2 separate regions of the Homo sapiens genome follow, and region 2 is linked to region 1. A link is an interaction called in ENCODE POLR2A ChIA-PET data of the cell type or tissue named here. Cell type or tissue: endothelial cell of umbilical vein. All regions are shown on one strand. Each heading gives the region's core, and the rest is flanking DNA. Links, peaks and the distances in the headings are about the cores only. Region 1 overlaps CCDC159 (coiled-coil domain containing 159). Region 2 overlaps RGL3 (ral guanine nucleotide dissociation stimulator like 3).

The links. Peaks named below come from ENCODE experiments on the same cell type or tissue, not always from the same donor. Only the 100,000 strongest peaks of a DNase experiment are listed, where the experiment ranks them.
Region 2: POLR2A ChIA-PET joins it to region 1 with 6 read pairs; 12 of 35 experiments call an interaction of 5 or more read pairs at or near these places.

Annotation. Positions count from the first base shown.
Region 1 is chr19:11,350,169-11,355,532 of GRCh38, forward strand. CCDC159 (coiled-coil domain containing 159) reads left to right here. Exons shown (of 11, transcript NM_001080503.3): 4 at 1-31; 5 at 640-835; 6 at 1,738-1,805; 7 at 1,889-1,965; 8 at 3,283-3,404; 9 at 3,624-3,706; 10 at 4,412-4,528; 11 at 4,705-4,776. The coding sequence ends at 4,709. PLPPR2 (phospholipid phosphatase related 2) reads left to right here and starts at 5,264. Exons shown (of 10, transcript NM_001393892.1): 1 at 5,264-5,364. RefSeq lists an enhancer at 302-802 and a silencer at 5,084-5,364. In endothelial cell of umbilical vein, for the core only: no CTCF peak of the experiment used is centred there; no DNase peak of the experiment used is centred there.
Region 2 is chr19:11,400,413-11,405,776 of GRCh38, forward strand. RGL3 (ral guanine nucleotide dissociation stimulator like 3) reads right to left here. Exons shown (of 19, transcript NM_001035223.4): 8 at 4,911-5,014; 9 at 4,735-4,819; 10 at 2,238-2,294; 11 at 2,043-2,129; 12 at 1,803-1,835; 13 at 1,599-1,720. Among named protein-coding and RNA genes, the nearest start is that of RGL3, 16 kb to the right of the region's middle. RefSeq lists a silencer at 3,254-3,445 and an enhancer at 5,319-5,364. In endothelial cell of umbilical vein, for the core only: no CTCF peak of the experiment used is centred there; no DNase peak of the experiment used is centred there.

The sequences.
Region 1 (5,364 bases), core at 55-5,054:
TTGCAGCAAATCAAGATTCAGCAGCTTGAAGGTGAGGACTGACCAGAGATCAAGGTCAGGCTAGGCCAGGCGTGGTGGCTCACGCCTGTAATCCCAGCATTTGGGGAGGCCAAAGAGGTTGGATCACTTGAGGTCAGGAGTTTGAGACCAGCCTGGACAACATGGTGAAACCCCATATCTACTTAAAAAAAAAAAAAAAAAAAGCCAGGTGCTGTCACTCATGGCTGTAATCCCAGCACTTTGGGAGGCTGAGGCAGGTGGATCACCTGAGGTCAGGAGTTCGAGACCAGCCTGGCCAATATGGTGAAACCCCATCTCTACTAACAATACAAAAATTAGCCAGGCGTGGTGGTATGCACCTGTAGTCCCAGCCACTCAGGAGGCTGAGAAAGGAGAATTGCTTTCTGGGAGGCAGAGGTTGCAGTGAGCCGAGATCACGCCACTGCACTCCAGCCTGGGCAACAAAGCAAGACTTCATCTCAAAAGAAAAAAAGTCAGGCTGGAAGCTGGTCCTGTTGGGATCAGCTGGGCCAGGCCAGGGTGAGGGAAATTGGGAGAGTCTGGGTTCTGGGTCAAGATTAGGACAAGCTGGGTTCAGGGTGGGATCAGGGCTCAGTCAAGGTCCCACACTCTCTGCAGAGGTGCTGAGCCCCACAGGCCGCCAGGGAGAGAAGGAGGAGCACAAGTGGGGCATGGAGCAGGGCCGGCAGGAGCTGTATGGGGCCCTGACCCAAGGCCTTCAGGGGCTGGAGAAGACCCTGCGTGACAGTGAGGAGATGCAGCGGGCCCGCACCACTCGCTGCCTGCAGCTGCTGGCCCAGGAGATCCGGGACAGGTCGGGGATGGCGGGAGGGCAGCTTGGAGTCCACAGGAGGGAAGGGAGACCCAGAACTGGGGAATGGAGGCAGGATGGGGGAAATGGCAGATGCCTGGGGGAGGGGGACTGAGGGATGGTGGAAAGCCTGAGGGACAAGAAGAGGGAATGAGGCCGGGTGTGGTGGCTCATGCCTGTAATCCCAGCACTTTGGGAAGCCGAGATGGGCGGATCACCTGAGGTCAGGAGTTCGAGACCAGCCTGGCCAACATGGTGAAACCCCATCTCTACTAAAAATACAAGAATTAGTCAGGCATGGCGGCGGGTGCCTGTAATCCCAGCTACTAGGGAAGCTGAAGCAGGAGAATCACTGGAACCCAGGAGGCAGAGGTTGCAGTGAGCTGAGATCGCACCACTGCACTCCAGCCTGGGCGCCTGGGCGCCTGGGCGGCAGAGCGAGACTCTGTCTAAAAAAAAAAAAATGAGGAGGGGATGAGAGGCTCAGGGGAGACAGGTGGCTGGTGGGGGCGGGGGAGTGGGAAACTGAGAGGCCAGAAGGCAGGGAAGACAGAAAGCTGGAGGTGGGATGGAAAAGGAGGCCAGGGGATCAGAAAGGGGGATGGCAGGGAAGACTGAGAGGACAGGAGACTGGGGGTATAGAAAGTCGGGGGACAGGAGGTGGGGAGGTGGAGGCCAGGTGATAGGAGGCTGAGTGGGGTGGGAGAGACTGAGAGAATGGGAGGCTGGGGATCAGAAGGAGAGGAGGGGGATGAGGGTAGGGGGATTGTAGAAGGGGAGGGGAAAAGGGCAGGGAAGTGTGGGGAGGGGACAGAGCTTGCGGGGATGGGTGGAGGCACAGATAGGGGCATGGGAGGTCAGGGGCCAGGCAGGGAGTGCAGGTCTAGGCTGCACTGTCCCCTCAGCAAGAAGTTCCTGTGGGAGGAGCTGGAACTGGTGCGGGAGGAGGTGACCTTCATCTATCAGAAGCTCCGTGAGTTCCTGGAGCCCACAGCCGGTGTGTGGGGAGGGGGTCCTTCTTCAGCCTTTGTCCGCCTGAGCCCCCTCCCTCCACAGAAGCGCAGGAGGATGAGATCTCAGAGAACTTGGTGAACATTCAGAAAATGCAGAAAACGCAGGTGAAATGCCGCAAAGTGAGTGGAGGAGATGGGGACCCTGGGGAGGAGTGGGAGAGGGAGGGATGGGGATTTTGGCCAGCCTCCACCATGAGATTGGAGCCTGGGTTCAAATCTCAGCTCTGCCACTCACTGCTGTGTGACTGTGGGCAAGTCACTTGACCTCTCTGAGCCTCAGTTTCCTCATCTGTATAATGGATGTAATAATAACTCATCTTGGCTGGGCGCGGTGGCTCACGCCTGTAATCCCAGCACTTTGGGAGGCTGAGGTGGGTGGATCAGAAGTTCGAGACCAGCCTGGCCAACATGATGAAACCCCGTCTATACTAAAAATACAAAAATTAGCTGGGTGTGGTGGCAGGCACCTGTAATCCCAGCTACTCAGGAGACTGAGGATGGAGAATGGCTTGAACCTAGGAGGCAGAGGTTACAGCGAGCCGAAATCGTGCCATTGCACTCCACCCTGGGCGACAAGAGCAAAACTCCCATCTTAAAAAAAAAAAAGAAAAAAGAAAAAGAAAAAGAAAACTCATCCTGTTGGGTGCTGTGGCATGCCTGTTATCTCAGCACTTTGGGAGGCTGAGGTGGTTGGATTGCTTGAGGCCAGAAGTTCAAGACCAGCCTAGGCAACATGGCAAAACCCTGTCTCTACAAAAAACAAAAAAAACAAGAGGGTGTGGTGGCACATGCCTGTAGACTTAGCTACTCAGAAGGCTGAGGTAGGGGGATCACTTGAGCCTTGGAGGTTCAGGGTGCGTTGAGCCCTGATAGTACCATTGCACTCTAGCCTGGGCGACAGACTGAGACCCTGTCTCAAAAAAGAAACAAACACCAAAAACAAAAACAAAAAACAAAACAAAAAAAAACACTCCTCCCTACCTGATCAGGTGTCTGTATTAGCTGAGTACTGTGCACTTGAATGCAGTCTGGCATATAACAAGTGCTATATAACAGTCACCTTTTACTATTATCATTATTATTATTTATTTTGTTTTCTTTTTTGAGACGGAGTTTCCCTCTTGTTGCCCAGGCTGGAGTGCAATGGCGCGATCTCAACTCACTGCAACCTCTGCCTCCTGGGTTCAAGCAATTCTCCTGCCTCAGCCTCTCGAGTAGCTGGGACAACAGGCGCCCGCCACCACGCCCGGCTAACTTTTTGTATTTTTAGTAGAGATGCGGTTTCACTGTGTTAGCCAGGATGGTCTCAATCTCCTGACCTCGTGATCTGCCCGCCTCGGCCTCCCAAAGTGCTGGGATTACAGGTGTGAGCCACCGCGCCTGGCACTATTGTCATTATTATTATGACTGCTGTTCTCTCATCCCTCCCCACCCCAGATCCTGACCAAGATGAAGCAGCAGGGTCATGAGACAGCCGCCTGTCCGGAGACTGAAGAGATACCGCAGGGAGCCAGTGGCTGCTGGAAGGATGACCTCCAGAAGGAACTGAGTGATATATGGTGATGCCCAGCCTGCAGTCTGACCCCTGACCCTCCTCTGAACCCGTTCCCCCAACGGGATCTGGCAGTGACCACCAGAACCTGGAGCCCACCTGAGTCCAGACTTCCCTCACCCCCTAGGACTCACCCCACCACGGCCCCCAACCTTAGCTGTACTGCTGTCTACACCCTGAGCAGTGTGGAGTCTCCCAGCGCCCCCAGCTCCTTGTCTTCTTGCAGGTCTGCTGTGCACGTGCTGCAGAACTCCATAGACAGCCTCACTTTGTGCTCGGGGGCCTGTCCCAAGGCCTCGAGCCTAAGAGGTGAGGGAGGCTGAGAATTGCTCAGGGGTGGGAGGTCATTGTCTAGCTTCACAGGGAGGCTATGTTCAGAGAGCCTATTTGGGAGTCACATCTGATGGGTGTTATTCTATGGTCACATTAAGTAGTGTTCTGGGGTCACATTAAGGAGTCACTGGAGGTTTCATCCAGGAGTCATTCATGGTCACATTCAGAGTCACTTGGATCTTATATGAGTCCATGGGGACTCCACACAGTGGCTCATGCCTGTAATCCTAATATTTTGGGAGGCTGAGGTGGGAGGATTACTTGAGTCTAGGAGTTTGAGACCAGCCTGGGCAACACAGTGAGACCCCATCTCTCCAAAAAATTTAAAAACTAGCTGGGTGATGGTGCACCTGTGGCTGAGCACACCTGTAGTCTCAGCTACTCAGGAGGCTGAGACAGGAGGATCGCTTGAGCCTGCGAGGTTGAGGCTGCAGTGAGCCATAATCGTGCCACTGCACTCCAGTCTGGGCAACAGAGCGAGACCCCATCTCTAAAAAAAAAAGTGTCAATTGGGTAAAATGCAAGGGTCATTGAAGTCATAATTTGGTGTCACACTGGATCACATTCAAGGGAATTGGGGGTCATGGTTTAAGTATCAATGAGGTATACTATGAAGGGACACAGGGCCTATATTTGGGGGTTACTTGAGGGTCACATTCAGGGAACCTGTCCCTCCTGCAGGCCACAAGGGGCACCAGTGCCTGAGCCCTCCACTCCCCTCCTGGGACTCTGACTCCGACTGTGACCAGGACCTCTCCCAGCCACCTTTCAGCAAGAGCGGCCGCTCCTTCCCACCCGGTGCAGATCCTCCCCAGTCCCCCCCTCCACCCATTTCCCTCCTGACCTGCCCTTGACTCCCACAGTCTAGACCCTCAGAACAGGCCCAGATCCTGATCTGGGCATGCGGTCCCTGACCTGCAGCCCCGGAGTCCCCTGGACCTGGCCAGGCCCTGACCCACCCTCTCTCTCCACAGCTTGAGCAGCCGGGACTGCTCTCCCTGAAGACCCCTCCAGAGAGAAAATAAACTAGCCCAGACCCTCCTCTAGCCCCGACTGTTAGTCTTGCTGCTTCCTGTGCCTAGGAATCCCCCTGCCCTCCTAGTTTACCCCTCATTGTTGGGGGGGAGGGGTGTAGAGACCCCAGGGGTCATTCGGGATGTGTGGGCTTGGAATCAGGGGACATCTGAAGCCAGATTTAATATATGACAAGGCAAGGAGTCATTCTGTCCAGACACGAGCAGCCAGACAGACTTCCACACTGGCCACAGAGCCTTCCTTTCTGGGGGGCCCTGGCGAATGGGGAAACTGAGGCCCAGAGAGGGAGAGGCGCGGCCCAGGGACATACTCTGAAGCCCCTCCCTCCTATTACCCTCGGAGCCCCGCCCACCCCAGGGTCCTCCCTCTCTACTTCCATTCTTGGTTCCTTCCTACAATCGATGCTAACACGCCCCGCCTCCAAGATCACGGAGGCCCCGCCCCACGGGGCTATGCAAATGAGACGCCCGGAGGCCCCGCCCCTCCCTCCACCTCGGAGTCTGCGCGGCGCGGCCAGGCCCGGCCGACCGCGTCTCGGTCTTCGCGTCTGCCAGCCTGGCTGGCAGTCCGTCTGTCCATCCCGCCGCGCCGGGGCAGTC
Region 2 (5,364 bases), core at 263-5,262, 50 kb after region 1:
TGGCACCCCACATGCCAGGGTCAGGGTGGTAAATGAGGGTCATTGAGCATCAAGGTCTTATCAGAGATGGGACAGGATGGCTGGTCAGGAGGTCACAAAGAGATTCACAGGGTGGCACTAAGGAATCAAATTGGGTCAGGATTAAAGTCAGGGTCAGGACTGGGTGCAGTGGCTCACGCCTGTAATCCTAGCACTTTGGGAGGCTGAGGCGAGAGGATTGCTTCGGGTCAAGAGTTCGAAACCAGCCTGGCCAATATAGTGAAACCCCGTCTCTACTAAAAATACAAAAAAAATTAGCCAGGTGTGGTAGCTCGCGCCTGTAATTGCGGCTACCGGGGAGGCTGAGGCAGTAGAATTGCTTGAACCTGGGAGGCGGGGGCTACAGTGAGCCGAGATCACTCCACTGCACTCCAGCCTGGGAAACAGAGCCAGACTCTGTCTCAAAAATAAATAAATAAATAAATAAATAAATAAATAAATAAATAAATAAAATAAAGTCAGGGTCAGACTGGGGTCAGGTCACCATTGGGGTCAATGGTTAGGGTCACAGTTATATAGAAAGAAAGGACACAGTTGTCATAGTCAAGCTGGACAGTCAAACATAAAAGTTGGAGTCAGTTACTCAGAACTGAGGGTCAAGGGTTGGGGTCAGAGAGTCAGATGAGGGGTCATGAATAAGGTCATGGGTCAGATAGGACCAAAGATGGGGAAGTCAACAGATGGGACAGTTGAGTTGAATGGCCAGCTGAATGCTAAAGTTGAGGTCAGAAAATCAGATGGGGTTGAAATTGAGGTCAGAGGTCAATTGTGACTATTTTTTTTTTTTTTTTTTTGAGACAGGGTCTCACTCTGTCACCTAGACTGGAACTGCAGTGGCGTGATTTTGGCTCACTCCAACCTCTGCCTCCCAGGCTCCAGCAATCCTCCCACCTCAGCCTCCCAAGTAGTTGGGACCAACGGCACTCAACACCACATTCAGCTAATTTTTTTTTTTTTTTTTTGAGACGGAGTCTCGCTCTGTTGCCCAGGCTGGAGTGCAGTGGCACCATCTCGGCTCCCTGCAAGCTCTGCCTCCCGGGTTCACGCCATTCTCCTGCCTCAGCCTCCCAAGTAGCTGGGACTACAGGCGCCTGCCACTACACCTGGCTAATTTTTTTTTTGTATTTTTAGTAGAGACGGGGTTTCACTCTGTTAGCCAGGCTGGTCTCAAACTCCTTACCTCATGTGATTCACCCGCCTCGGCCTCCCAAAGTGCTGGGATTACAGGTGTGAGCCACCGTGCCCAGCCACGTTCAGCTAATTTTTGTATTTTTTTGTAGATATGGGGTTTCGCCATGTTGCCCAGGCTGGTCTCGAAATCCTGGGCTCAAGTGATCCACCCACCTTGGCCTCCCAAGTGCTGGGATTACACGAGTAAACCACCAGGCCCAGTCTATTTGATTCGACTGGAGATACTGCAAGGTCACAGGTTGTAGTGGGGGATCAGGGCTCAAGAGGGGGTCTTGGGAGGAGCTGGAGGTGTGTATGGAGTGGGTGGAATCCAGTTGGTGACCCAGGCTCAGCTGGGGTGGGGCTGGGACAGGCTACAGGGTGGTCACCTCTGCTCCTCGGTGAGCTGGTTCTGGGCATGCAGGGCAGCCAGGATGGGCGGGTGGGGGCTCAGGGTGTAGCTCTGACAGCGCCTCTGCAGCTGCTGGATGCGGGCCAGGATCTCCCACTCCTGGAGGACGAGCCTCTAAGACCCTACCCCTGCCCCACCCCCACCCTCAGGCACCACCACACCCACTGTAGCCTCCACTCACCTTCCTCCTCTTCTCAAAGTTAATGAGATCCCCCTGGGGGCAAAGTGTGTCTGAATTGCAGCACCCAGGGTCAAGGGTCAAGGGTCAAGGTCAGGGGCTGGGATGTCAGGAGCCCCACTGTAGTAAGGGAGTGTGGGGTGGTGTCAGGAGTACAGGTAGGATCAAGGGTGGATATTGGGAGGCCCATTGTGCTGGGGGCAAGTGGAGCTGGGGTCAGGGGTCAAGGGTCAGGGGTCAGACCTCCAACATATCCGGCAGGGCTGTGTCCAGCATAACCAGGTCCGTAAGGAAGGTGCCAAGGTAGGGGACAGGGCCTGGGGGTGGTTTCTGCAGCCCCCAAAGCTCCAGTCACTTGGGGCCATTACTGACCCCATCACCATCCACAACCCTCCCTGAAGGTCCCACTTGTCCCCATCCCAAACTGTAATCACTCACTGAGGGCAGGCTGCCTGGGGTGTTGTCCTCTTCTTGGGATCCCTCAGTGGCCTCCTCCTGAGGGAAGAGAAAAACTGAGCCAGGTCTGGGGTCTCCTTGGACAATTCCTCAGGAACGATGCCTGCAGACCCATCATATATACCCTTCATGCTTTGAGTAATCAAAAGTCAGTGGTAGGCCAGGTGCGATGGCTCACGCCTGTAATCCCAGCACTTTGGGAGGCCAAGGCGAGCAGATCATGTGAGGTCAGGAGTTCCAGACCACCCTGGCCAATATGGTGAAACCCTGTCTCTACTAAAAATACAAAAATTAGCCGGGTATGGTGGCTCACACCTGTAGTCCCAGCTACTTGGGAGGCTGAGGCAGAAGGATAGCTTGAACCTGAGAAGCAGAGGCTGCACTCTAGAGGGAGTGTCGCTCTGTCACCCAGGCTGGAGTGCAGTGGCGCGATCTCGGCTCACTGCAGGCTCCGCCCCCCGGGGTTCACGCCATTCTCCTGCCTCAGCCTCTCAAGTAGCTGGGACTACAGGCGCCCCCCACCTCGCCCAGCTAATTTTTTGTATTTTTAGTAGAGACAGGGTTTCACTGTGTTAGCCAGGATGGTCTCGATCTCCTGACCTCGTGATCCGCCTGCCTGGGCCTCCCAAAGTGCTGGGATTACAGGCGTGAGCCACCGTGCCCGGCCAAAAAAATTTTTTTTAAGAAAGGGCTGGACATGGTGGCTCACGCCTGTAATCCCAGCACTTTGGGAGGCCGAGGCTGGTGGATCACATGAGGTAAGGAGTTTGAGACCAGCCTGGCTAACAGAGTGAAACTCTGTTTCTACTAAGAATATAAAAAACTAGCTGGGCATGGTAGCATATTTCTGTAATCCCAGCTACTCGGGAGGCTGAGGCAGAAGAATCGCTTGAACCCGGGAGGCGGAGGTTGGAGTGAGCCAAGATCGCACCATTGCACTCCAGCTTGGGCAACAAGACCAAAACTCCATCTCAAAAAAAAAAAAAAAAAAAAAAAGAAGCCAGGGGTTAAGGCCCACTCTAGAAGCCAGACCACCTTGGATGAGGGTAGGGAGGAGATAAACAGCAGGGAGCAGGCCCCATGAGAGGTGGGGCTTGTGGGTAGTGGCCCCCAGGGCTGGCCTTAACAAGGAGAGAATCCTTGTCCGCAGCTGGATGGCACAGGCCTGCCAGGGATCTCCTGGGTATCCTGAATTTGCTGTTGTTTACTTACTTTTTATTTCATTTTATTTTGAGATGGAGTCTCACTTTGTCACTCAGGCTGGAGTGCAGTGGCCTGATCTTGGCTCACTGAAGGCTTGACCGCCCAAGTTCAAGCGATCCTCCCTCCTCAGCCTCCTGAATAGCTGGGACTACAGACGTGCACCACAAACGCCCAGCTAATTGTTGTATTTTTTGCAGAGATGGGGTTTTGCCATGTTGCCCAGGTTGGTCTTGAACTCCTGGGCTCAAGTGATCCTCTCACCTTGGCCTCCCAAAGTGTTGGGATTATAGGCGTGAGTCACTGAGCCCAGCTCACGTGCTGTTCTAGGTGCTGGGCAGGAAAACAGGGTTTCACTCTGTTAGCCAGGTGAAATTTGGCTGGGAGTGATGGCTCACGCCTGTAATCCCAGCACTTTGGGAAGCCAAGGCAGGTGGATCACCTCAGGTCAGGGATTCGAGACCAGCCTGGCCAACACGGCAAAACCCCGTCTCTACCAAATACAAAAATTAGCCAAGCGTCGTGGTGGGTGCCTGTAATCCCAGCTACATGGGAGGCTGAGGCAGAGAGAATTGCTTGATCCTGGGAGGTGGAGGTTGCAGTGAGCCAAGATCGTGCCACTGCACTCCAGTCTGGGTGACAGAGCGAGACTCTGTCTCAATACAAACAAACAAAGAAACAAAAAAACAAATGATGACGACAACAACAACAACAACAAAAAACCAGATGTGTGGTTTTGGGGATGATGGAGGCTGGGAAGGCCTCTCAGAGGCAGGGACATTTAATCAGAGACCAGAAGGAGGTGAGTGAGCAAGTTGCATGCAAACCTGGAGGGGTGGAGAATGTTCCAGGCCCAGGGATCCATTCTAGATTCACTCTAAAAACCAGCGCCTGATTGCAATGAGAATCTAAATCTTGCCTATAAATAAGCCAGACTTTTGACACACATTTTTTAGTTTTGCTTATCAAGGTAAAGTCCTCAGAACATTTTTTTTGTTCCCACCCTGTGCTATGACTCTGGCCTTAAGTAACCTTTTCTTTGTGACTTCTTGTGTTTTGCTGAGTGAATAAATAGGGCAGTCACTGACAGTCAACTATAACGCAGGAAGTAGAGGAAAGAAAAACGTGCAACCCGCCAGGGACAAGGATAAGGTCATTGCTGAGCGGTAGGGAAGGACAGAGTGTCCTGACTATAGCAGGGAGATTACCCCTGCCTGGCCCCAAGTCCCTCCCCCGACTTCCCGGGCCTAAAATCCCTGGAGTCTGCATCCATCTCTACCTGGAAAAGAATCTCTCTGCTGCTGAGGTGGTTGTTCTCATCGGAGAAAATCTGCGAAAGTTTCCTGAAAGTAGATAGCGGTTCCCTGGAAGGACAGGAGAAGGGTGGTCAGGGGTCAGTGGCTTGGGAGGGTCAGACCTGGGATGGGCTGGGGAACAGGTCCCGCCCCAGCTCACCGGCTCACTGCCCCCCAGCTGCGCTTGAGCCGGTAGATGGGGTTAGATTGCAGGGCGGACAGGATGGCGCGCAAGGAGGAGAAGTTCCGCAGTTCTCGGCAGCGCTGCCAGGCGGTGGGGACGCAGGTCAGACCCAGGCATTATCCACCTTTCATCCTGAAACTTCTTCATCTTTTTTTTTTTTTTTTTTTTTTTTTTTTTTTTTTTTTTTTTTTTTGAGAGATAGGGTCTGTGGCCCAGGCTGGAGTGCAGTGGCTCGATCATAGCTCACTTGCTGCCTGGAATTCCTGGGCTTAAGCGATCCACATGCCTCAGCCTCCTGCCTCAGTAGCTGGGACTACAGGCGCGCGCCATCATGCATGGCTTATTATTATTATTATTATTAATTATTTGGACAGAGTCTCGCTTTATCCCCCAGGCTGGAATGCAGTGGCCCGATCTCGAGTCACTGCAA